Linked DNA regions of Mus musculus: region 1 is linked to region 2. A link is a loop called in an ENCODE intact Hi-C map of the cell type or tissue named here. Cell type or tissue: left cerebral cortex. All regions are shown on one strand. Each heading gives the region's core, and the rest is flanking DNA. Links, peaks and the distances in the headings are about the cores only.

Region 1 (12,526 bases), core at 2,516-10,515, 440 kb after region 2:
CATGCCCTGCCCACAGCAGCTATTACCACTGCACCATGTGGCTAAGCCTCCTCTCATCTTTCTTTCCTCCATCACAGACCTTATATTGTAGACAGACTGGCAGGTTTCTAAATGCAAGTGTAACCCATTAAAGTCCTTCAGTAGTGACCCCAAACCTACAGAGATAAGACTAAAGCTTTCAAATAGTGTCTGTGGTAATCAACAATGCCATATTGCTATGGACTAAATTTCCTATAAACATTGGGAGGGGTCTTTGTGAAGTTCTCTGATGAATCCATAGATAAATTAAATGTGTAGACTAAGGTAAAGGAAGAAATGATTACAGCAATATCCAAAAGCTGGAAATCACACTCACTGACCAGTGCAGGAAGCAATACAATAATCTTAGATTTTCTATGAAATAAGCCTGAGGTACTAGCAGTGTATTAAAGAGCTGAGAACTGCCAGTTGCCTGGCAACAAGATCTGAGAAGCAAATGGTACACACTGATATGTAAGATTTCATTTTAAAGCCTTCAAGGATACAGAAGTAAGGCAATGCCATCTTGTGAGAAGAGAAAGGCACACCCTTAAGACCCTATTTACTAGGCCAAGTTCATCTTCTCCCAGGGGAGGGGACAATGGGCTCAATCTGTTAGGCCTGTGAATGTGGTGTCTATGAGCACCCAAAATTGCTGGGAGCCAGGTAGCATCAGTAAGGAAATCTGCCTCTACATATGTAGGAACAGGGTCAGGACTCTGCAGCAAAGGACAGCTGGGATGCAGGAGGCATCCTAATTCTGCTGGAGCAAGAAGACTAGAGCCTTTCCGCAAGGGGGACAACTGGAGGAATCAAGGGCAAAGAAGGAGGTGTAGCTAGCTGTGTGAGTTTACTTATAGCAGTGGTGTGTGTGTGTGTGTGTGTGTGTGTGTGTGTGTGTGTGTGTGTGTGTGTGTGTGTGTGTGAGCCATTTTGACTTACATTTATGAAATGGGAGCACTTCAAAAACTTTCCTCATGACTTCCAGGAGGTGCTGGCACAATCATGGTGCCATTCTCCTGTGACCTAAAGGCTAAGATTATACAGGATGGTATGAAAGTATGTGTTGAGGAGGACCCTCTAAATAGAAGTCCCAATGGATACATGCAGGAACCCCAGAACCTAAGACACTGAAGGCAGGACTGAGTGAGAGGAGCCATGCAGTCATGTGTTAAGGCTGAGTGCCCCTCATTGCCTCCCTTGACACACATGGAAGGGGTCTGAAGTAGATCTGGTTCTGCAAGTATATAAGGTCCATAGAGAGTCTGATGTGTAATTGACTTTTGATGAAAGCTTGGGACTGTCAGCTGTCCAAACTCTTGAAATGCCACTTCCCACTGGTGTCACCTGTAACACAGGAACATGCTGGGACACTAAAGTGGGAAGCCACCTTGGGCTGCCCGGTGCTGTGAGATACTTGGGCCTCACTCTGCGTGCAGGCTTGTAGATTGGGTGTGCTATCAGGGTGCTGACCCTGTGAGGATGCCACTAGGTCCTGGGGTCCATTAGGGAGGCCTGTGTTTTGTTCTGGGGTGTGATCAGAGTCTTCTAGAGACAGAGCTCATCTATGTGTGTTGTTAGTGCCTGTGAGTTGATAATGGAAGTCAAGAGGGAACAGAAGTCAAGCCAAGTGCTAGCAAGTGAAGGCTGCTTCCTTAGGCCGTGCTGGGAAAGGAACCCAAGCTTTGTATTTCCATTTCTGAACCTCTTGAGCAAAGAGACCTCCTCTTTTGAAGCTCATGTCACCCATTGCTACCACCTCGGGGGCTCTTTGTCACTGTCCCCGTTGGGCACCCACATTAACACCCTAATAACCTAATTAACCTAATAGTGTCCACATGAGATCAGGCAGTACAATACGGCTTCCTGTCTACCCCCTATCCCACTTGAGGTTTGCTTCAATGGGGCCATAATGCAAGAAGCATGAGTCAGCTGCTATGACTTGGACCATATTTACCGAACCCAAGGTCAAGGTATGAAGTATAATGTTAAGCAGAACATATGGGTTTAGGACCATCCTTGAGAAAAGCTGAGAATGATCACTAGACTCAGATCAGGGAACAGAGATCATAGTCCCGCATCTGCTAAGATTATGAATCAACTAATAAGGATAGACCTGGCTTGCATCACAGTCTTTACATTCTCCAAGGCCTTGCTGGATAGAACTGTTATGGACTAACTGCAGGCATGGGAGCAGGAAATGGGAGAGGCCTTGGAGTGTAGCTTACCAAGGCTGGCAGGAGACCCTGGATAGTCAAGTGGAAGGTAGGACGTGTACTTGTTTGTCTCCCCAACTCTGAGCAACTCAGATGTGCCCACAGGTTCCTCAGCCATGGATTATTTCAAATACCCTATAATAATGAGGTCAGTGCCTCTGGGGTCCCATGAACTCAGCTCTGTAAGTAACAGCACATGTTGGGAGCACATTCCATCTCTCTCTCTTATTTTTAAAGCACAGAGGAAAGGATGTGGTTGATAGAAGCTAAGGTTTGAACTTGACTGTGTAACATGTGACTCACTAGAAAGCTCAGCGTGTTACATACACAGTGTTGGGGTCACTGCCTCCTCACAGTCAGGTCCAAGGCAATGAACTCTTTATATCCCGACTATTGTTTCATCACTGACATTGACCTGCAATGTCAAGCAAATGTCAATCCATGTTTCTCTTCCTCTTTATGCTCTGAGACCAAGCATCACCATTTCCTGAGGTTAAAATGCTATGGTATATAATCTCAAGAGGAACTTTGACATAGAGGACTCAATGTCGTTCTTCCTTCTACAGAGAGGCTGTGTGGCAAGGAAAAAGCTCAGAGAGAGAGAGAGAGAGAGAGAGAGAGAGAGAGAGAGAGAGAGAGAGAGAGAGAGAGGTGAGAGAGAGATGAGAGAGAGATGAGAGAGAGATTTCCAGGAACAGAGCATTCCTTGCTACTAAGATACATCTTTAGAAACCTGGACATCCAAGAAGATGGGTCATATCTGCATAGGAAGAGATAATTGTTGATAATCAATTGTTGGTGAAGCTCACATCTTGTTTTGATAGGAATTCCAAGGTCATTAATGTATTAAAATGTGTTCTTACCACATCTCTCATTCTTCAGATGAGGATGAAGCTGGGAAATGGATGAGCCTGGTCTCAGGGGGTAAAAGTTTATGGGATGAGGAAATATTTACTATGGACTTGAAGGCTGGAAATCCTTGGGCAGGACAAGACATTCATTCCTCCCGCATTTGTAGAGAACTCTGCTTAATTCACAGCTATCATTTTGGTTACGGTTACAAAGAACCAAAAGGACCTTCATGCAGAAAAGTAGACAGCCAGCCTAATGTGCTGTGGGGACATCACACTTCTCAAAATTGCTTCAAACATCCAAGACTGTCAGTCCAAATGGAGTATGAATGCAGTAGGCAAGCAGCTATCACCGGAAGCAAGTTTCTAAGGTTAACAATAACCAAGAAAGAGTTCTCAGGAATGAGGGCATCAAGGCAAGCCCTGCTGTAAGAAGGTGGTACAGATGAAAAGTATGGTAAGAATGGAGGAATGATACCTTCCTTCAGCACACATCCATGTGTCCCAAAATGCCCCAACAGAACAAACTGGAAGAATCAGAAGTCATGGTTCTATCTTATACCACCAGCACTGTTGACCCAGGAGCCTTCCTTAAAGGTCGGCTACACCCAGAGCAGTGCCATAGAGCCAGCCAAAGATGCTGTTAATAGCTTGATTGTCAGGATCTTGACACCAACCCAGACAGGCTCCATATTTCCTGTATTTCTCCTTATTTTCCATAGTTAAAAAAACAAACAAACAGGATTCATGTTGATAATTCTCTCTATACTTGAACCCTAAGATTTTTTTTTAAAGGGAGACCATTAAAGTTAGTAGTTACTGTTTAACTTAAAAGCAAACAGGATTAAGAACTCACATTTGCTATGGGTTATTTTGAGACAAAATCTTGCTCTATGCCTTAGGTTTATCTTGAATTTGCCATCTTTCTGCCTCATACTCGCAAGTGCTGAGATTTCAAGCATGTACCACAAGGCTAGGCTTGGGACACTTCAGGATTACTAAGTTGCTTGCCACCAAGCCAAATACTTGCATTAAATGAGACGTACACAAGAGGGCCAGAGATCAGGCAATGGCTTGCTCAGTGACAAAAGGCACTAAGTGCCTGTTCATGACAGTCATGTGACTGCTGGCTACTGGCTTAAGAAAGGTAAAATAAACTCACCTTGAGAATTTACTGGGACCTTCACCATCTTCGTCATCGAAGTCCATTCTGGAAAGTCAAAGGCACAGGTAAGAACTAGTTATAACTCTCAGAGGACTCTAATTGGTTACATGAGCTGTGAACGCAGGGGAGTCTTCACCCCATCACATCGCTATGCAATGCTTCCAATTTTCACCCCATCACATCGCTGCTCAATGCTTCCGACCTTTGGCCATGCTAAACAGTATCCGCAGAGTCTCAAGAGAAAAAAATTACAAACAAAAGGTCTCCAGTACACTCACTATTAGTTCTCTGGTCAGAAATAGGAATACTCAAGTGTCAACTTGTCCCCCTTTGACGCTTCTCAGGTCACCAATGGATGACTCAGGCCATGTTGTGTGAAGGCATCAATGTTTCTTGTCTGCCATCATCCCTGGAGTATGTGGGTCCATCCACATCATGTATTCTATACCAGCACTTAATTTCTTACTTTTATGGTATATTGCTCAAGGGATTTGGAAGACAGTAAGTTCAAAGGGCGATGACATAATATCAGGGGACAGTGAAGCTGTCTGAGAATACTGCTTGTGACTTGGTGAGTCTCTACCAACCTCAGGGCAAAGGTCCTTCAAGAAAACCAGCCTGTTACACCCAGGATCAAACAGGCTGTTGAGGAGGAAATGGGCCTTTGATACCAAAATCACTGAAGCTGGTTGTCTGCTCGTTGAAGCTCACAGAATTACTCTTGAGATTCTTCTCTGCTGGGCCTCCCCTTGTTAATATCAATGTTTTGGTGAATTCTTACTGAACTAACACTCCAAATGATCCTTCTTAAAGGCCCAAGTGCTTCTGATGTCAGCACACACAGGTTGGAAGATGTTAGGGCAGAGGGGAACATAACCATGATCAAGTGCACCCAGAGTTTCTGCGGTAGGAAATGAGCAGTCAGCATGGCTCTTGAGTGTGGCATCCATCTGCAGACCCTATATCACCCTGCTTGTTTTTAGTAGGCCTGAAGGATTTGGTGAGATATAGTCTCATGATCCAAGCAGGAGAGAGGCTGGCTGCCTGACTGGAGGTCTGAGGAATTCCATGTTTTAGCAGTTTATTATGAGAATGGAGAATACCCAGTGAGATTCGGCTCAAACAATAAACAAGCAGAGAATGAAGTATGTGCCAGAAGACCACAGTTACAGAGGCCACACCTTCTGGTCCCTCATAGGGAGGGTGAACTTCATTTCCTAGTCTTTGAGGGATTGAATAAGTGACCCAGGAAATGCATGGGGCACCCAGGCCACCAGGAGGCAGTCATGTTACACATAAAGAGCATACTTGTCCACATACCTCAAGATGAGCCCCAGTGAGATGTGTGGCTAAGCAAGAACTCGAGGGACCTAGGAACTAGGATCAGATACGGCAAAATGAAGGGAATGAGGACAGCTTTTGCATGTCTTTGCTCTGGATTATATGCAGTGCAGCCTGAGTTGACATGTCCAGAATTCCCTGACGGGATCCCTCATCCACTTAGATCCTTGGTCCTCAAAACCCAACTGTCCTCACAACAAAAATGGCAGTTGTGATGAAAGAAATTCCTCTGTACAAAGAGGAACGGAGATGGACAGGATGAAGGGAAAAGACAGAAGACCACATGCATGTCACCCGCGAGATGACCATGTATCGCTCTCCACAGCATGGCTTTGGAAGTTCAGCCCTGGGCCAGAGCTGTCTACAGGACAAATGGAGCTGAATGTGGGAATTCTAAATAAAGAAAGCTCATTAATATCCTGTATAATTACTAAGCTATCATCTCACCTTCCTGGAAATTGCCTGTGGAAAATAACCACCAAAAATGTTTAACTGAGGTCAGTTGCATTTTTGCAGAGCCACACTGCCACCTAGTGCTTGTAAAGGGAAAGATCACCTTTTCTGCCTTCATAAACTACCTACGTTTTCAAAATTCCAAATGATTTGTGCCTGGATTCATCAAAACCGTAAATAGGTGTAATATACACAGTTATTTTTAAAATCCCATTCAGTTCAATTTGATATCACAGCTTCTGTAACATTGAGAGAGAGAGAGAGAGAGAGAGAGAGAGAGAGAGAGAGAGAGAGAGCAGAGCACGCTCGAGAAAGAGCAAGCTCTTCCACTCTTGCGTTTGCCTGTGGAGATAGAGGACATGTGAGAGATTAGGCTTTCTCCTTCTATCTGTGGATATGGTTATGTAACTTAGGTCATTAGGCATGGCAGCAAGTGCCCATACCACTGAGCCATCTCAAGGGCCTTTGATAGGATTATAATAAATAAGCAAACTCCTACAAAACATAACTGACTAGTTGGCCCTCAATCCAGGCCTAAAGATCAATGAGATGCTTGGAGTGACCAAGGGCAGGTCTTCTTGGACTCCAGGACTTTGGTGCTGAAACAGTCACAAGCAAGTCAGGATAGTTTGTCATCCTCATTTTGACAGAGTTTTCTTTACTCAATACCCTACAGAATAGATATAGGAAGAACTGAGTGGTGTAGTAAAGGGTTCCAGCCCTGCTAGGCAAGCTTCGGATCAGGCCAGCATCAGGTGAAAGAAAAGGGTGGTCTAGATCCTGAGTCTACTGGAGTTCATTGGAAACCTGGAGTCATGACTTGTATATGAAAAATTAAAGACCAAGAAACTATGGCTCCTACCTGAGAACGTGTGCAATCATACTGTGTAACATGGAGAGAAGCTATACCCAACACCTATAAGTGTGTATACAATCATACACATGTAGAATGGAGAGAAACAGTACCTTCCCACCCACGAGTATGTATGCAATCACATACATACAGCATAGAGAGAAACTACCCCTGCCACTTGTGTGAGCGTCAACTCACACTTAGACAGCAATCCTGTTAATAGTTTGAAAGGCAAATAAAGTGGGTCCAGTCTAGGAGATAAATCAGAAGCCCCATATGAGTATTTAGAGCCACTCAGTTTCACTAGTCCCTCAGCAATGCCACACACACACACACAGACCGCTAAAAAAAAACACACACACACATGAAAAAAAAAACTTCAAAACACTTGCCCTGGTGTTACGTTCAGGTCCCTGCCACCATGTCCAATGTTAAATATGACTACAATAAGCTGAGCTTATTACTTCTGGGATGAGAAGCATAGTAAATCATCCTTTGTTTTTTATGTTTCTCTCTTATTATGAAACATCTGGATAATAAAATAAATCAAAATGTGACTTTAAGCCCTATTGTATTCTCTCTAAAAATCAAAAACAAAAACAAAACGAACCTCAGCACGGTGAACGAGTGAGTCTCCAGACAGTGAGCTGAAAACATAGTTGACCCTACTTCCTGTTGGGCGGTCTGAACAAGAAGCTCGGACAGGCATTTCGCAGCATAATTTAAGTGAGAAAGAAGTGAGGAGTCTCCCTAGCGGTGCTGTTTAAGAATAACAGTGCAGCATCACATAAGAGTTTGCACAGAGCATTCGCTTCTCAAGCAAAGAGAAAGGTCATTCTAGTACAGTTGCCCAGCACTGGCTACGCAGGAGCAGTCCTGATCCTGGCCACAGGTCCCCAGAACAGAGCAGTGGCAACATGTCTGAAAATATTCCCACTCCAGGAAGACCCACTTACAGAGTCATCCCTGCCCTTCCTCTCTTTCTTTCCCTCACACCTCTTTATTTCTCTTGTTCTTTAATTTCTAAAACAGGGTCACACTATTTAGCCCAGGCTGGTCTTGAACTCCAGAGTCTCCTGACTCTGTCTACCAAGGGCTGGGATTTTCCCTTAGTGATAGTGGTTTAGAAGCTCAGCCCTGGATACAAGGCAGTGGCAGGAACTGATACATTCCTGCCCATCGCTGTATGCAGCCTCCACCCTCCACTCTGATGGCTAGCTTCATCGTCTCCCTTAACTCATGGCCACTTCCTCAGTGAGGTTAAAAGCTGCTTTTGCCCCTTTGCTGGGTGGGAGTCTCCCTCTCTTGCTGAGCTTAGGGAGGTCACAACAAGAATGTATGTCAGGTGACTTGCTTCAGCTCATTTCTCCCACACATGTGGAGCTACTTTGCAAAGAATCTAAAACTTCTGAACCTTCACCCTGTGTCCAGGCAGCCAGGAGGAGAGCAGCACCCTGCTGAGAGGCTCACTGTGAAGTCCTGACAGTGAAGTGGGAAGAAAGCCCAGCCAGGAAGGACTCACAGCACTAGGTCCGGCACATGTCCAGAAGGATCCAAAGTCCTCAAGAGGTCAGTGTGGCCAGTTCTATGAGGCTGTGAAGCACTGGAGAGGAATGGGTGACTGTCTGAGCCCTTGGAACACTTCACTAGCAGGTGAGAGAGGGAGACCTGGAAAGGAACGGGCCAGGGCACGCCAGTGCTGGCTTTTCTCCCTCATACTCTATCTTCTTCCACATCCCTCTGAGTCTCTTCAAGCATGCCTCACAATCTTAACAGAAGGAACAGTTGGAGACACCATGCTGGTGACAGTGACAGCAAACAACAGTCAATGCCAGCCATAGTACAAGGCCCTGATGGAGCTATCAGCCTTTTGATGCCAATACTGGGATTTCATGAGAAGATATAAAAACAAAAAACAAAACAAACAAACAAACAGAAACAAAAAAAAAAAACCCTGCCAGATGTAAGAAAGCACCAAGACTTACTATGGAAACAGGTCTGCAAAAGAAGTGGTTCCCTTCTTAGACCCTGGATGAATCTTTTTAAGTCATGGTGTCTGATTCCCACCATCTGACAGTAGGACAGGGCAAGCAGCATAAGACTCCAAGAAAGATAACAAAGGCTTCCTGCTGAAGGTCCAATTCATTGGCCTGCCTCCAGAGAGCCTCAGTCCCACCTTCAGGGTGTTGGAGGCCACTGCACACCTACCTTCATGTCTGTTTCCTTCTTGATAGCTTGTTTCCTCTTCTTCAGCTGTATGTGGATCTGAACCCAAGCCTAAGTGCCAGCCTGCCCAGGGTCTACGTTAGCTTCTAGTGCCAAGGAGGGCATGGTATGGTCTGTCTCCATCTGTTTGCCTCTGTCTGTGTCTGTTCTCTCTCTGTATGTGTGTTGGTTTGAATGAGATGCCATGTTCCCCACAGTCTCGTACATTTGAATACTTGGTCTCCAGTTGGTAGCCTTTTTTGAGTAGACTTAGGAGGTATGGCCATGTGTCACTGGAGCAGCTTTGAGGTTTCAAGGGACACTCTATGCTTTTGTTTGTGGTTTAAGATGTGAGCTCTCTGCTGCGCTCCTTACAATGTCTGCCTGCTGCCATGTTTTCTCACTGTGGAGGTGATGGCTCCTTACCCCTCAAACAGACCCCTCATTCTCTATGTTGCCTTGGTCACGGTGTATCACAGCAATGGAAAAGAAACTAAAACTACAAGACAGGACAGCTGTGGGGAATTCTTCAGATATGGAACTCAGTCCTAGATCAAATTTTCTTAAGCAGTCCAGAAAGCAAGATCTGTACTGCAGGCTAAGATGGAAAACTGCTGTGTACACCAGCCCAAACCATGAGGAAGCAGAGGCTCACAGATGAACTCACCCCAGCACAGGGAGGGCTCATGGGTCTTCAGCATGGGGTGAGGCAAAGCATTTCTGCCTGGACTTGAACCAACCTAGAGTATTCATTACAGAGCCTAGTCTTCTAGAAACCGACAAGGATGAACAATGGGGTTTTTCTCTAAAGAATGTGAGTTAAGGGGGTAACATTTGAAATAATTTGGACTTTTTAATTGAAAAGTAGATGTTTTAACACTCTACACATTCTTTTAGCAATCCATACTGCAGGATTTGTCCACAGTTAGCAAGAACAATGGCTTAGATAGCAGGTAGCTGTGCAGGCAGCCCAGAGGCAAGCTGTGGCCTTTATCAGGTGGTTTGTTTTTTTTTGGTTTTTTTTTTTTGTGGCACCCACTGAGGAGACCCAGGCGCAGCAGACAGAGAACTGCTTCCTTGGAGAGTGCACAAGACCCAGGGAGGCTGGCCTCACCACCAAGTTCAGATTCTCAGCCCTCGGAATCGTCACGGTAACCACGCACCTTTCAGGCCCCTTTCCAAAGACACCAGTGGGCACTGCAGTCCTTATCATAGGGTGGCATTATCATACTGTTGCATCCTGTCCTCACTCCATTCCAGACCCTGGCGTGCACCTGTCTCCTTGCCTTTGTGCCTTTTTAAGAATCAGCAGGTTTGGAAGAGATTCTTGGGATTAACATGTTGGACCATTTCAATATGGGCCCAGCCTGCAGTCTTGGGGCTATAGAAGGTGTGCTCTGTTCTCACTGGATAAGTGCAATCATGGGCAGAGTGTGTGATCAGAAACTGAGCCACCTCATGAGATAGCTTGTTTATTAACTACACTGAAAATGAAAACAGCATCAATGGGAAACAGAGTTGAGTAATAGACTGAGCTGGAAAATACCAGTTATGTTTTCCTGAAGGGCTTTGATTGGTTTGATTTGGGGTTCTAAGTATAGATACTGATATCTTTCATCACAGGAAGGTGCCAGTGTTGGTTTCATCTGCTCAAAACTGGTCTGTGACCTATCAGATCCAGTAGAGTTGACAATACTTATTCACTTTACTGTCTGAGCAACATTGAACACATCTGGCTGGCCTTCAGGTGCTGAGTCCTGTTAAAAAGAATTCTTGCATATTCCTAGGAAAGATGAGCATTGGAGGAAACATTGGAGGGCCCCAGTTAGATCATTTACAGTCCCTGGGGCTGGATCTGCCAAATGAGGCTGGAATGTTCAGGCAGTTTTAGAGTGGACTCCTCCCTTCAGAGAGCTAGCACAAGCGCGGCCCAGCGGGATCCCATGGCAGGCAAAGTAACTACAAGGGCAAGCAAACAGAAATCCCCAGCTGGGTGCCAGGACCCGGAGCACTTAGAAGCAAATCATGTGCATATTTAGGAATCTTGCAAAATCTAAACAGGATGCAAAAGGCTGAGCTTTTACTCTCCTGGAGGGGGAAAACAATACTTTTCTAACAGGTCAAGATCATTGCTCAACTGTTACTAAGTCCAATTCCTGGAAATGCTGAGTCTGCTTACCCGGATCGACGCTTTCCTCCTCGGGCAGGCATGGCCCCTGCCATTCTCACCTGTCCGGTGGCTGCCATGGGGGCAACAGGCAAGGCCACAGATCCTGGTATGTCTGACGCCATCTCTGGAAATCAACAGAGACAAAAAATTTTGTTAATGACAGAAAAAGAAGCCAGTCACGAGAAAGAAAACTATCACACTACCCCGAGAAAGCCCACCTGGGAGGCAACCCAAGGACCTGGAGGGGTTGACACTTCGCTTACTGCCAGTCACTTAACTGGGCCAGCCCTGGGCTGTCTGGGCTTTCCAGTCTTCCACCTCTGAGCAGTGGTTAGAACCATGAGCGCAGCTTTGCAGCAGTAGAGGGACTCGGTTCTCCCTGTCACCTGAAGGCAGGTAGGCTGTCTAGGTAGAGGTGAAAGAAAGCCTGAGAGACGGCTACAATTGGCATCAACCATAGTGCCCTGGATGAAGCTAAGTCTCAAAAGTAATTGAAGCAGTACCCACTGACCTCCCCCTCTGCTCCCATACTAGCCTAGTCACCCACCCTTAGTAGCTTCAGAAGCCCTCACTGTAAGACCCCATGAATTCCGGGGCATTGAGAATCTCCCATTAGGCTTCATAAGGGTGCCACATGCTGTGGCACCCAGGTATCTCTAGACAGTTTTCCAGGAACAAATACTAATGTAAAGAAAGAGAATGTTGGGCAACAGATGGGAATAATATTCTTTTTCTATTCTACATTGTTTTTAATAAGCCAGACATTTCTGGAATCTCTTTTAACATCCTTGATTTCAAATCAATCCACCCTGTCTTTGCCCTTTCTTGGCTGTCAGCGCCCTGTACTGATCAAGACTAACCCAGATGGTGAAGCTGAAGGTGCAGGAGGTAGACCAGCAATCTCAGAAAGCAGAGAGCAGGCTGTGTGAAGCACAGACACAAGAACTGCACCAGAAAACACAGAACGCCGCTGACCAGGAACATAATGGGGAAGAGGAGGCTTACCTTCGTGAGGATCGAGGGCTTGAGCCCACTGCCCTGCCTGCCCCGTCAGTGGGAAAAGTGGGTAGATGTTAACCACCCGCTGTCACCCTAACTCTGCAAAGGCAACAGATTCTGCCCTTGCCAGTTAGACCAAAAGCCTTTTCTGAGCTGTACCTGGCCCTTGCCCCTGTCTCAGCCTTTATGGACCTGGTTCTTAGCCCTTGAGCACAGTACCCTATTTGGCTCTGTCTCCAGAGCACAGCTCCTCTC
Region 2 (12,526 bases), core at 1,616-9,615:
CACCCTGAGGCCTAGCTTCTTTGCCTGTGATCATAATGGTCAGATACCTTCTCCTGCTTCAGCCTTCGGTTCCATCTCATGAAACCAGCATCGTTGTAGCCTCTGAGAACCCTATCTGCATCCTGAGCTCCATACATCTGTGAGAAGGTAAGGTTTGCCTAGAGTCCCTCTGGGTTTCAGCCACCAACAACCCAGGGACTGCAACCTTCCCTTCCCAGCCCTTCTCCCTCCTATTTTTTTGTACATACTAAATTGTATCTCACTGGGTAAAACTCTTCAAATTATTTGTTTAAATTTATAAGTTTGACTTTTAAAAAAGTCTATTGTTAAAAACCAACCAAACAAACAAACAAAACCTCACCCTGAAGAAAGGCTTAAGGCTACACTGGGATTCTGAACACCCAGGGTAGTTACTGGCAGGCTAATAAAGACTTCTGTTGTCTTAAACTTAGGTCTGAGTAATCTCGGGTGGATACCCCAAAGCATTCACCTGTCTGTCCCTTTATAGAACTTGTGCTGCAGCCCAAGGTTCCAGCCATCCTGCCAGCCTTGGTCGGGATGCATTTGCTGGATGGTCGTGGAGACCAGAGATGAACACCTGACCCCTGGGGTGTCCTCATGTGGGGTTGGCCAGTCAATCCTCCTCAGCCAGGGACTGATTCAATAGCTCAGTTGTGACTGGTCAGCTATGGAAGGCCCAGAGACTTTTGTTGGGCAGGCTTCTAGCCTGGCCTGGGTTGGATGTTGCCATTACATTCTAAGAGTTCAAGATCTACAAGGGCAGGTTTGGAGAAGTTTTTGCATTTCTGATTTCTACAGAGTGGACCCATAAATCCAGGTGATCAGCAGGATCAGGCCATATTGTCAACTCAGTAAAAACAAAAATCCCCACATAGTTATTGATCACTTATGTGCCAGGCAACAATGTTAACTTAACTTGTAAGCCTTAATGAGTGAGATTTCCTGTCCACTGTGTTGCTGCCAACCAAACCACCTAGATTTGATCCCTAGAACCTACCTGATGGAAAGAAAGAACGGACTCCTGCCAGCCTCTGTTTTCACATGCCTGCCACGATGCATGCACACGCTCCCTTCACCACACAGTAAATGTAAAAAAATATTTATAGCTGGGTGTGGTGGCACATACCCTTTAACTCAGTGCTCTAGAGACAGAAGCAGGCAAGATCATTGTGAGTTTGAGGCTAGCCTAGTCTACAACCTGAGTTCCAGTTACACAAAGAAACTGTGTCACAAAAACAAAAACAAAAACAACAAACAAACAAACAAACAAAACCCCCAAAGAAACAAAAAGAACAAAATACAATTTTTAATTTTAAAAACCAGTCTTTCCTATGAAATAATTTACTTTTATCTTTCTTCCTCTATTCTTGGGTGTGTGTGTGTGTGTGTGTGTGTGTGTGTGTGTTTGTGGGGAGGTTGTTTGTTTTCAGACAGAATCTCATTATACGCCTATATTTTTGTTTTTGGTGGGGGTTGTTTTGGTTTTTTGTTTTGTTTTGGTTTGGTTTGGTTTTTTGGCTTTTTCGAGACAGGGTTTCTCTGCATAGTTCTGGCTGTCTTGGAACTCACTCTGTAGACCAGGCTGTCCTCGAACTCAGAAATCCACCTGCCTCTGCCTCCCAAGTGCGTGCGCCACCACCGCCCAGCTTGTAGTTTTGTTTTTGAGGCAGGGGATTAGCTTTGGCTAACCTGGAGCTTACTTTGTAAACTAGGCTAGCTAACATTGCTAACAGCATGCATGAATTGGTCCATCTTACATTGCATGGTTGAGCTCTATTTGTCAGGACTCCATAAAGAGAAATGCACCAAAAACACTTGTGGTGGTATGCTGCAGTTTCTTGCTGTTTCCTCAGACTCTGGCTGATTGGCAGAGTGATGTCAGCTGAGACAGATTTATATACTGAGGCAAGACCAGTGGAGGACACAAGATGTTTGGCAGGAGTATAAAAAGGACTTGACAGTGATGGAGGCTGAGCTTGGCTTGCTTATAGAGCTAGCTGAACAACTCTTGTTGGTCTTGAGTCTTCACTGAGCTTCACTTTGCTGAGAGAGGCACAGTGGAGAACTTTTCCTGGCCTTACTCCCTGGTCCATCTGGCTGACTTGTGCCAAGTCTGAGGCCTGGCTATCTCTGCAAGGTAATGCCACTGCTGCTTATTTATGTTTGGTATCCCAACTCTACCAAACTGGACCGCTGGTCTATCTGTGAAGTGCTTGTGAGTAGATCAAGCTGCCACTGCTGACCTGTGAACCACTGATTTCCAGACAACACAGATGGGGGTTGCTCCAAAGAACCTTTTCTAAACAGGTCCACTTCCTCTACCCATCCTTTCTTTTTCACTACCTCTGCTGGGTGGTGGGCTAAAAGGGAAGTTAGAGCATCCAAGAACCATCATTGAAAGTAAGCCTTGAAAAAGTCAACGTTACAATGATCTGAATGAGATTCCCTTATATTTGGGTATTTGAATATTGGTTCAGCTGGTGGCACTGAGTAGGTTCAGGAGATGTGGCCTTGCTGGAGGAAGCCCATCACTGGAATCAGGCTCCAAGGTTTCAAAAGCCGTACGCCATTTGTAGTACATTCTCTCTGCTTCCTGTTTGTGGTTCAAGATGTGAACTCTGCTGTTGCTCCAGCCACCTGCCACCTGCTTCCTCCACTCCATCCCCACAGACTATTAACCCTTTGGAACTGTAAGGCAAATAAACTCTTTCTTCTATACATTGCCTTGTTCCTGCTGTTTTCTTGCAGCAACAGAAAAGTAATTATCATGCACAGAGCTCTGGGTTTGAGCCCTAGCACTGTAGAAGGAGTGGTGTCACATGCTTATAATCCCAGCATGCAGGAAGTAGAGACAGAAAGTTTAAGGTCATCTTCAGCTGCTCAGAGATTTCAAAGCCAAATGACAGTATCTGAGCTCTGTCTCAAGAAAAGAAAAGAAAAGAAAAGAAAAGAAAGAAAAGAAAAGAAAAGAAAAGAAAGAAAAGAAAAGAAAAGAAAAGAAAAGAGGGGAGGGGAGGGGAGGGGGGAAGGGAGGGTAGGGTAGGGTAGGGGAGAGGAGAGGAGGGGGAGAGGAGAGGAGGGGGGGGAGAGAGAGAGGGAGAGAGGGAGGGAGAGGCAGAGGGAGAGGGAGAGGCAGAGGGAGAGGGAGAGGGAGAGGGAGAGGGAGAGGGAGAGGGAGAGGGAGAGGGAGAGGGAGAGGGAGAGGGAGAGGGAGAGGAGAGGGAGAGGGAGAGAGCCTTTACTGACCCTGTGATGAGAGAAAGGGCTCACTTGAGAATGCAGTGAAGACAGCTGGAGGTTTATAGCCAAGGGCAGAGTGTACAGCTTTGAGCAGCAATGGTTAAGAGGGATTTGATTATCTATCAAGGAAGAGGGATTCTTGTTAAACTGGTTTATGACTCAAGTTTGATTTTGTTTTTGAGACTAGACATTGCTTTGTCTTTCTCTTTTTTTTAGATTTATTTATTATTATATCTAACTACACTGTAGCTGTCTTCACACACACCAGAAGAAGCCATCAAGATCTCATTGCAATTGGTTGTGAACCACCATGTGGTTGCTGGGATTTGAACTCAGGACCTTCAGAAGAGCAGTCAGTGCTCTTAATTGCTGAGCCATCTCTCCAGCCCCGAGACCAGACATCGCTGTGTAATCCAGGCTGGGTTTGAACTTGAAATCCCCTGGCCTCGCCCCCCCCAAATGCTGGGGTTATAGGTGTGGATCACCATGGTTGGCTTCTGACTGGAGGTTTGCAGGAAGCAGGGGACCTTTCTTTTCTCTGGCATGATGCAATGTGCATAGTCCTTCTTGTACTCAGGCATCAGCTCTTGACTGTGAGACCTGATGGTAAAATAGGACCCCATGAGGAGTATGGAAGGTTTGGAAGATTTAAATCCTTTCTGATGGAATCTGAAAGAGATTCACCTCCTTGATCAAACATAAGTCAGGCTCCTTCAAGCCCACTAGGCCCCAGCCCTTAGCATTCATCTATGGCAAACTTATATCTCCCAGTTTGGCAAGAATCCTGTCAAGTCAGTTCTCCTCGCATCCCATACCCTTGATATCACACTTCATATAGATATGGGTCAAATGTGAAGTGTCTCTTCGGTTGTGTGTTAAAGCATAGTCCCCAGCTGGTAGCACTATTTTGGAAATATTTGGAATGTTCTGGAAAATTTAGAAGATGGGGTCCAGTTGGAGGAAGCTCACTTAGAGGCGTGCCTTTGAAGGCTCTCTCTGGTCCCCAACCCCTTCCTCTCTGGTTCCGTTCCTACGAACAGCTTTCTTCACTTGCTTATACTGCCGCAGCACTGTGCCTTAGTGCATGGGACCAAGCAATAAGGGCTTGAAGCTCTGAGGAAGACAAACTGCTTAAACTGTTTTATGTCCTGCATTCTGTCACAGTGAAGAGAAACAAGAGAGATAGAATGTCTGATGTTTTCACTCCTTACCACTTCTGACATGATGTTTTAGCAAGGACCCAGTGAGCCAGTTTGGCCAGGACCCCCTCACACTTGGCAGTATCTGCTATCTGCTGTCTTCATCCCCCGACTCTACCCTGCCTCAGCTATAAATTCCAGTGCTCAGAACGCTCTTCTGTTGCAAGAGATCCCGATTAAAACCTGGTTTTATTATCTTCCTATTATCAGACTGTGCAGCATCTGAGAGGAAAAGGCCCTGAAGAACTGGGAATGCTGAGTCAGCTTTCCAGAAGTTCTGTTGTAGAGCGGTGCACAGCAGCGAGCATAGCTAGGTTTTTAGAGATAATGCGCATTCTCACAACAGCTCTGCAGGTAAGATGTGGCAGCTTATTTACAGGGTAGTGGGTTGAGGCAGAAAGGGACCTGCCCGGTGATGTTAACGGGTAGTGAGTGCCTCGTCACCTTCTCAAGACTCAATCAGAGGAGGTGGAGCACACCTGACGTCCATGCGCTTGAGAGTCTGAAACCATAGAATTGTGGGGTCAAGGCCATTTGAAATCTCATTTCAAGAGAGAGAGAGAGAGAGAGAGAGAGAGAGAGAGAGAGAGAAGGAAAGAAAGGAAAGGAAAGCAGAGAAGAGAAGAGAAGAGAAGAGAAGAGAAGAGAAGAGAAGAGAAGAGAAGAGAAGAGAAGAGAAGAGAAGAGAAGAGAAGAGAAGAGAAGAGAAGAAGAGAAAAGAAGGCTAGAGTCTCTTCTGTATAGTCCTGAAAAAACAAGACAGTCCTTTGCTCTCAGGATAGCCTTCCCATTTGAGGAATCGATTTGAAATCTGAGTGGTTCCCACTAGGGGGCAGCAGAGACCGGTTGTGCCTTGCTGTTTCTCCAGCTCTTTGGGGTTTTTTCACTGAGGTCCTCTGGTAAGAATTCTTCAGTTATTACTCAGTCAAACTCGTGTTTTGTGAAAATACACCCCTGTAACTCAATTTATCTTTGAAATATAAGTGATCATTTGACCCCTATGCATCCTTTAACATGACCTATATTAATTTAGGTTAGAGAGACTGTTTGGTGAGCAAAGAAACCCTGCACACCAAGCCTCATAACCTGAGTTTGACCTCAACATTCACTAGGTGGAAGGAGAGGACCAACTACTAAAACTTGACTTTGACCGTGGCATGTGAGCACCTAATATACTAAATAACTTATATCACCCTCAGCAGCCCTATGTGATAATGATATATATGTTACTTTACACAGAGAGAAGCCACAGTCCAGAGAAGCAGCCAATTTCCCAAAGTCCAACCACAAAGCAAAGACAAAGGTGAGGTTTGAACTCATGTGTTTGGATTCTGAAGTCTGCCCTAGTTCCCTCAATTTGCCTCTGGGTCTTGTTCCATGGGCCTCTCTGCAGACCCACCTGCTTGCAGTTCCAAACACTCTTTTCTCTCTTAAAATTTTTTATTATTTAAATGCATTTAAACATTAAACATATTAATAATATTGAATATTTTGAGAATCAAATAATACATAAAATTTGTTAAACTTTTATATTCATATCCTTTTACATCCTAAAAATATCATTAATGAACATTTAATACTACCCATAACAGAGGATCCTATATCTAATGTTGAATACTAAATTGTTTCAAAACACACAAAATATTCTTTGGGAATTTTTTTTTCTGTTTTTCTTATTTTCTTTCTTTCTTTCTTTCTTTTTTTTGTTCTTTTTTAATTAGATATTTTCTTTTTTTATATTTTAAATGTTTGGGAATTTTTTTCTGTTTTTCTTATTTTCTTTCTTTCTTTTTTTTTTGTTCTTTTTTTTATTAGATATTTTCTTTATTTATATTTTAAATGTTATCCCCTTTCCTAGTTTCTCCTCTGAAAATCCCCTATCCTCTCCCCTCTCCCCCTGCTCACCAACCCAACTACTTCCAATTCCTGGCCCAGGCATTCCCCTATACTGGGGCATAGAACCTTCACAGGACCAAGGGCCTCTTCTTCCATTGATGACCAACTAGGCCATTCTCTGCTACATATGCAGGTAGAGCCATGAGTCTCTCCATGTGTTTTCTTTGATTGGTGGTTTAGTCCCAGGGAGATCTGGGGCTACTGGTTAGTTCATATTGCTGTTCCTCCTAGGGGGCTGCAAACCCCTTCAGCTCCTTGGGTACTTTCTCTTGCTCCTTTATAGGGGACCCTGTATTAGTCAGGTACTGGCAGAGCCTCTCAGGCGACAGCTATATCAGGCTCCTGTCAGCAAGTTCTTGTTGGCATCTGCAATAGTGTTTGGGTTTGGTGGTTGTTTATGAGATGGATCCCCAGGTGGGGCAGTTTCTGGATGGTCATTCCTTCAGTCTTTGCTCCGAACTTTGTCTCTGTAACTCCTTTCTTTGGGAATTAAACATAATAAAGGAGCATAAAATATTAAAAAGGAATCATGAAGAAATATATTCAAAAGCCCTTATATGAAACAACCTGACACAGTGAGAGAATGTTTAAGGCACATTTTATATCTGTGTGCATTGTCTAACTATAAGTTTACTTTTAAAAGATTATCAGTGAGCAGAATTCTTTCAATCTGGAATTTTCTGTGACTTCCAGACCTTACAGGTGATGTGACAAGTTGTGTGTTATTACACACTCGTTAGAAAAATGCTGCACTTGGGCTCCTTGGTCTCTTTCCTCAAAAGGCCTTAAAAACCAGTCACAGACTATGGAGATTTCAGCCTAATGGCTTAGCCTAGTCTCTTCCCTAAAGTTTCACCTCTATACAGCATTTTTTTCTCCCTCTTCCTGTTTCTTGAGACAGGGTCGCACTGCATTGCCCAGCTTGATTCAAGCTTGTGAACTCATGTTTCTACCTCCTGTCGTGACTTCCCATGTGGCCAGGACTATTAGACACTTGATACTTTATATATAGAAATATTTCCTACAAAGCAGTAAGAGTTAAGAAAGAAAGAAAGAAAGAAAGAAAGAAAGAAAGAAAGAAAGAAAGAAAGAAAGAAAGAAAGAAAGAAAGAAAGAAAGAGGGGACTGGAGAGATGGCTCAGTGGTTAAGAGCACCAATTGCTCTTCCAGAGGTCTTGAGTTCAATTCCCGCAACCACATGGTGACTCACAACTATCTGTAATGAGATCTGATGCCCTCTTCTGGTGTGTCTGAAAAGAGCAATGGTGTACATAAAATAAATAAATAAATCTTTTTTAAAAAAGGAAGAAAGAAAAACAAACAAACCACTAAAATTATCAGAAGTGGCCAGTTTACATAAGGGCAAATGTGTTAAAATTCCATGTGTGTCCGTGTCTTCTGTAGTTATAAGATATCATTGGAAAGAACAGTGAGGTGCATCTATTAAACTATTAAACAAGTGGGTTGTAAAAAGAACTAGAAAGTAAATACTTTGAAAGAAATAAAAAAGAACTCGACCCTCCTGGACAGCGGTGTTAGAAGAATTACTTGGAGCAACTTTTCTGCAGAGCCGTTCAGCGTTGTAGAAGAAGAGCATCAACAAGCATGCAGATTGTGGCTCCAAAGAACATGCATCAGTGATACCAAGGACTTATGAAAAGAACACGTGGTGCAGTGTTTTATTTTATTTATGGTGGTCATGCACATCGTGAAATAGGCCAGTGATCAGAGACTGGTTAAATCAGCACCCCTCCCAGCTGAAGAGTCAAGTGACCATTGAGATATTGGTGACTATTAAAGCTAACCCATCAGCCATGGTGATTCACAATATTTTTTCTAGTTCTATTAACTTTATTATTTTTCTTTACTTTTAAAATATTTTAAAATTTATTTATTCACCTTACATCTCAATATCAGCCCCAGCTCTCCTCCCAGTGCTCTCTCACACAGATCCTCCCCACATTCCCCTCTCTCCTCCTTTGAGAAGGGAAGCCCCCCTCCATTACTCCCACCCTCACCCACCCTCTCTCCCTCCCTCCTTCCCCTCACATCAAGTCCTTGCAGGACTAGGCATATCCTCTCCCACTAATACCAGACAAGACAGCCCCATTAGGGGAACAGGATCCACAGCAGGCAAGAGCTTCCGGAACAGCCCCTGCTCGAATTGTTGGGGAACCAGCATGAAAACCAAGCTGCAGATCTGTTGAATATGTGTCTAGGTTTGTTAACTCTGCTGGTCTTCCTGTGGAGTCCCTGTCCTCTTTGGGTCCCCCAAACCTTCCCCCAGCTCTTCCATAAGTCTCTCCGAGCTCCATCTAATGTTTGGGTGTAGGTTTCTGCAACTCTTTTCATTAGCTGTTGTGTGGAGCCTCTCAGAAGACAGTTATGCTAGGCTCCTATCTGCAAGCCTAAAAAGTGTCATTAATGATGTCAGGGTTGGTTCTTGCCCATGGAATGGGTCTCAGTTTGGAGCAGTCATTAATTGGCCATTCCCTCTGTCTCTGTTCTTTGTCTTCAAACATCTTGTAGACAGGACGAATTTTGGGTGGAAGATTTCTTTTGTGGGTGGGTTGCTGTCCTTATCCTTCCATTGAGAGTCCTGCCTGTCTACAGGAAGTAGCCACTTCAGGATTCATATCCCCCACTGCCAGGAGTTTCAGCTAGAGTTTTCCCCATAGGCACCTTGGGGCCTCCCCTCATTCCAGGTCTCTGGTAAATTCTAGAGATGCCTCTACCCCACTGCCCTTTGCAGATTTCCATTTTCTCTCCCCTGCTCTCTGTTTCCTGGTCCCTCCCCACTTCTCTCTCCATCCCCTCTCCTACCTAGTTCCCTCCATCCATTCACCTCTGATATCTATTTTATTTCCCCTTCTGAGAAAAACTCAACCATCCTTCTTTGGGCCCTCCTTGTGATTTGGCTTCTTGGTGTGTGTGTGTGGGGGGGGGGGGTAGGTCTGTGGATTGTAGTGACTCATGATATTTTTTATGTATTCATTTAAAGTGTTTCCAAGACAAAAGTCTTTGAAAAGTAGAAATAGCCCATTTAGATTGAATTTACCATTATAAACCAATGTCTAGAAAACAGTCTTTTTCTTTGCCCTCCTAATTACTTATCTGGGAATTTATCCCAAGGTAATATAGCTTAGGTCCAAAGATGTGCACTGCCTCAGATATTTCATGGTACACTAAGGAGTTGAGTAGAATTCTGGGGTAGGAGAAGGGGTATGGGGACAGTCAGAGCAACAGGCATTCAGAGCATTCATCTCCTACCTGGGATATACATTTTAACTCATGTCCTCTGTGCATTTATTTTCAGCATTATTTAGTTTCAATAATTTGACATAGTTGTGTCACCCAGTTTTTTAAATAAGTAAATTGTTTACAAACTATGGATAGATGTTTGTCAGCATGTGGATATGTGCATTCTGGAGCTGGAGTTACAGCAGTTCTGAGCTGCCTAACATGGGTGCTGGGGCCCAAACTCAAGGCCCCTGGAGGAAGATCAGCAAGTGTTCTTAACCACGGAGTCACCTCTTTAGTTCTGTATCAGCTAGTCTTAGTCTTAATGATATGCACCATTGATACTGTGTTTAGGAGGGCATTCCCTATCTGTATTAGTCAGGATCTCTAAGGAACTAAACTAAACACAGACACAGACACAGACACAGACACAGACACAGACACACACACACACACACACACACACACACACACACACACACACACGTCTAGTGGACTGAACAACCACTAGTATGAGCATGTTACATACTAGTTGTTCAGTCCACAAGACCAGATGTCTCAGAAGTTCTAATCTGGTGCTGAAATTCCAGAGAGGTCTAGAAAGATGCCAGTTTTCACTCTACATTGGAATCCCCAAGAACTCAGTTATAACACCAATGAAAGAATGAGTCGGGAGAGATGCCGGTGAGAGTGAGGACAAGAGCTAGAGCATGCAGCTTCCTTCTTCCCCGTCCTTCTATGTGGAATACCCACAGAAGGTGTGGTCCAGATTTAGGGTGGATCCTTTGGAGTCAAGTGATCCAGATTTAGGGTATGTCTTCCACCTCACATAATCCAACCAAGAAAATTCCTGCACAAGTGTGCCCAGCTGCTTGGGTTTTTAGTTAATTCCTTGTATAGTCAAGGAATTGTATAACTAAGATTAGCCATTGCTCTACCCCAGAAGTTATCACTCAACTAAATATAGAGTACTTCACTTTAGAAGATGGAGAAAAGCCAATCTATGTAGAAGATGCACCTAGAGCGTGGTATGGTGGTGCATGCCTGTAATCCCAGCACTTGGAGGGTAGAGGCAGGAGGATCCGGGGCTCAAGGTTATCCTTAGCTACATACTGAGTTTACAGCTAGCCCAGGCTATATGCAAACCCAAACCAAACTAACACACATACACAAACAGAATCCCATCCATATCTGAGACTTAGTTCTTTCCTAGTGTGAATTCTTGCAGTCCCCTGCAGTTTGTGTGGTCTCTTGGCTGCACGGGCTGATCTGATAGGCACAGGAAGTCATTGCCAGTTTTCGTAAGCTGTTTTCAAGCACACCTCTGTTAACTCAAGCTTTCTTGGTGACTGGCCAGCTAGTACCAGCTTGTAAACACCTGTTAAGCAAGGGCTTTGCAATCTGGCTGTTCAGCCACTATTAACTTGTGCTTCCTATGGTAGATGGATTTACTATGTGGAAACAGAAGTGGTACGACCAGGGCTTCCTTCTGCCCATCCATCTCTCCTGCTCTCTACTTCCCTAGCCTTCTGGCCACCCACAGGAGAATGAGGCCGACTCTTCTCTATTGCTTTCCTCCTCTGCTCCCGTGTCCTCTATTGTTGATGGTCTAGGCACAAAGGGAAGAATGAAGGAATGGCTTAGAAAGTCTTCTATTGTACGTGCTGTAAAGTGCTTCTGAGTGTCCAGTGTTGTGGCAAGGGTTGTGTCAACTCGCTGGCATCTAGACTTATTTAGATTTAGACCATTGTGAGATATCCCTTACTAACTGCGATCTCAGCCAAGATTTTCCAGTCAAAATACTGGTGGAACCCCTTCCTCCTGCAACTTCTGCCTTTGGAGGATCCCCAGGCATTTTGAGACAGGGATCCCCCTTTGAGAGCCTTCAGTCATCTGCATGTAACTCCTCCAGCTTTGTACACGATGTAGCTAGACTTGCTTCCACCTGGGTGCAGGGCTCATAGGATTCCTTACTCCCCCTGCCTGCCAAAAGGCAGAAGTGTGTTCTCTAGAGGTTGACCTTTGTCATTCCCTGCTCCAAGGGGAGCTCTCACCTCTGCCTGGTTTGGACACCCTAGTGGAGGCACCTTATAGATCTCCACTACCCAAGGCAGCAGGCGGGTGTGATGGGCTTCCAGTTTTCTCTTCACATACCCACTATCCTCCAGACCAGTAAGCTCAAGGATTTATATGTATGTGTGTATGTACAAATGTGTACATGTATACATATGTGCATGTATGTATGTGTATATATAAGTATAATTGCAGCATGTCCTGTGGGCATGTTTGTGCTACATTTGCTGTGTGTATGTATACATGTGTGTGTATCTACACACACAGTACATAGGAGGTATGGAATTTCTTGCAATTACAGAAGATTAATCACAGAGAGGTAAGAGTGGTCTCTCAAAGCTAATATGATAACTAACATTCATAGTAATAATCCAGTAGCAGGCAAATCATTTAATTCCCTTTCCAGTTGTCTCCAGCTCTTTGTTGACAAGGCAGCTGTTTTTGTGCTATTGGGGCTGCTGCTGGGGTTGTATCTCTTCTGACCACTGCCCCCATGCCATGAGGTCATCTGTAGTTTCTCCTGGTGACTTTTCTGTTCCCTTTCTGAGCAGACTGGATTTTGTTTGCTTTTATCTTCTGCAGTGGTTGAGGAAGGAGACGTCTTATTCTGAGTAGGACTAATTATCATCATTAGTTTTTGTTTGTGTTCTTAACCCTGTAATTACAGACCGATCAATGTCTAGGACAACATACTGGAGTTTTCCTCCCACAGGGAAGTGGGAGGATCTCACAGCCTCTCCTACCTGCTCCCTCCCCTGCCTCTGCCCATCGGGAGTGTGTTACAGAAACCCAGCCTTCCTCTCTGAAGACTCTTATTAGTTCCTGGTTTTCCTGGCCTTGCCCCAGGCTGGGCTGAT

The links. Peaks named below come from ENCODE experiments on the same cell type or tissue, not always from the same donor. Only the 100,000 strongest peaks of a DNase experiment are listed, where the experiment ranks them.
Region 1: it touches region 2 in a loop (5-fold over the local background); 25 of 42 quality-filtered maps call a loop at or near these places.

What each region holds. Positions count from the first base shown.
Region 1 is chr7:84,350,273-84,362,798 of GRCm38, forward strand. It overlaps Arnt2 (aryl hydrocarbon receptor nuclear translocator 2), which reads right to left. Exons shown (of 19, transcript NM_007488.3): 2 at 11,282-11,396; 3 at 4,248-4,295. Among named protein-coding and RNA genes, the nearest start is that of Gm30873, 20 kb to the left of the region's middle. In left cerebral cortex, for the core only: CTCF peaks have their summits at 4,168, 5,522 (motif pointing right), 6,124 (motif pointing left) and 7,662; DNase peaks (open chromatin) are centred at 5,527, 6,095, 6,525 and 8,346; H3K27ac peaks cover 2,157 bases.
Region 2 is chr7:83,909,478-83,922,003 of GRCm38, forward strand. No RefSeq gene overlaps it. Among named protein-coding and RNA genes, the nearest start is that of Mesd, 23 kb to the left of the region's middle. In left cerebral cortex, for the core only: a CTCF peak has its summit at 5,293 (motif pointing right); a DNase peak (open chromatin) is centred at 5,298.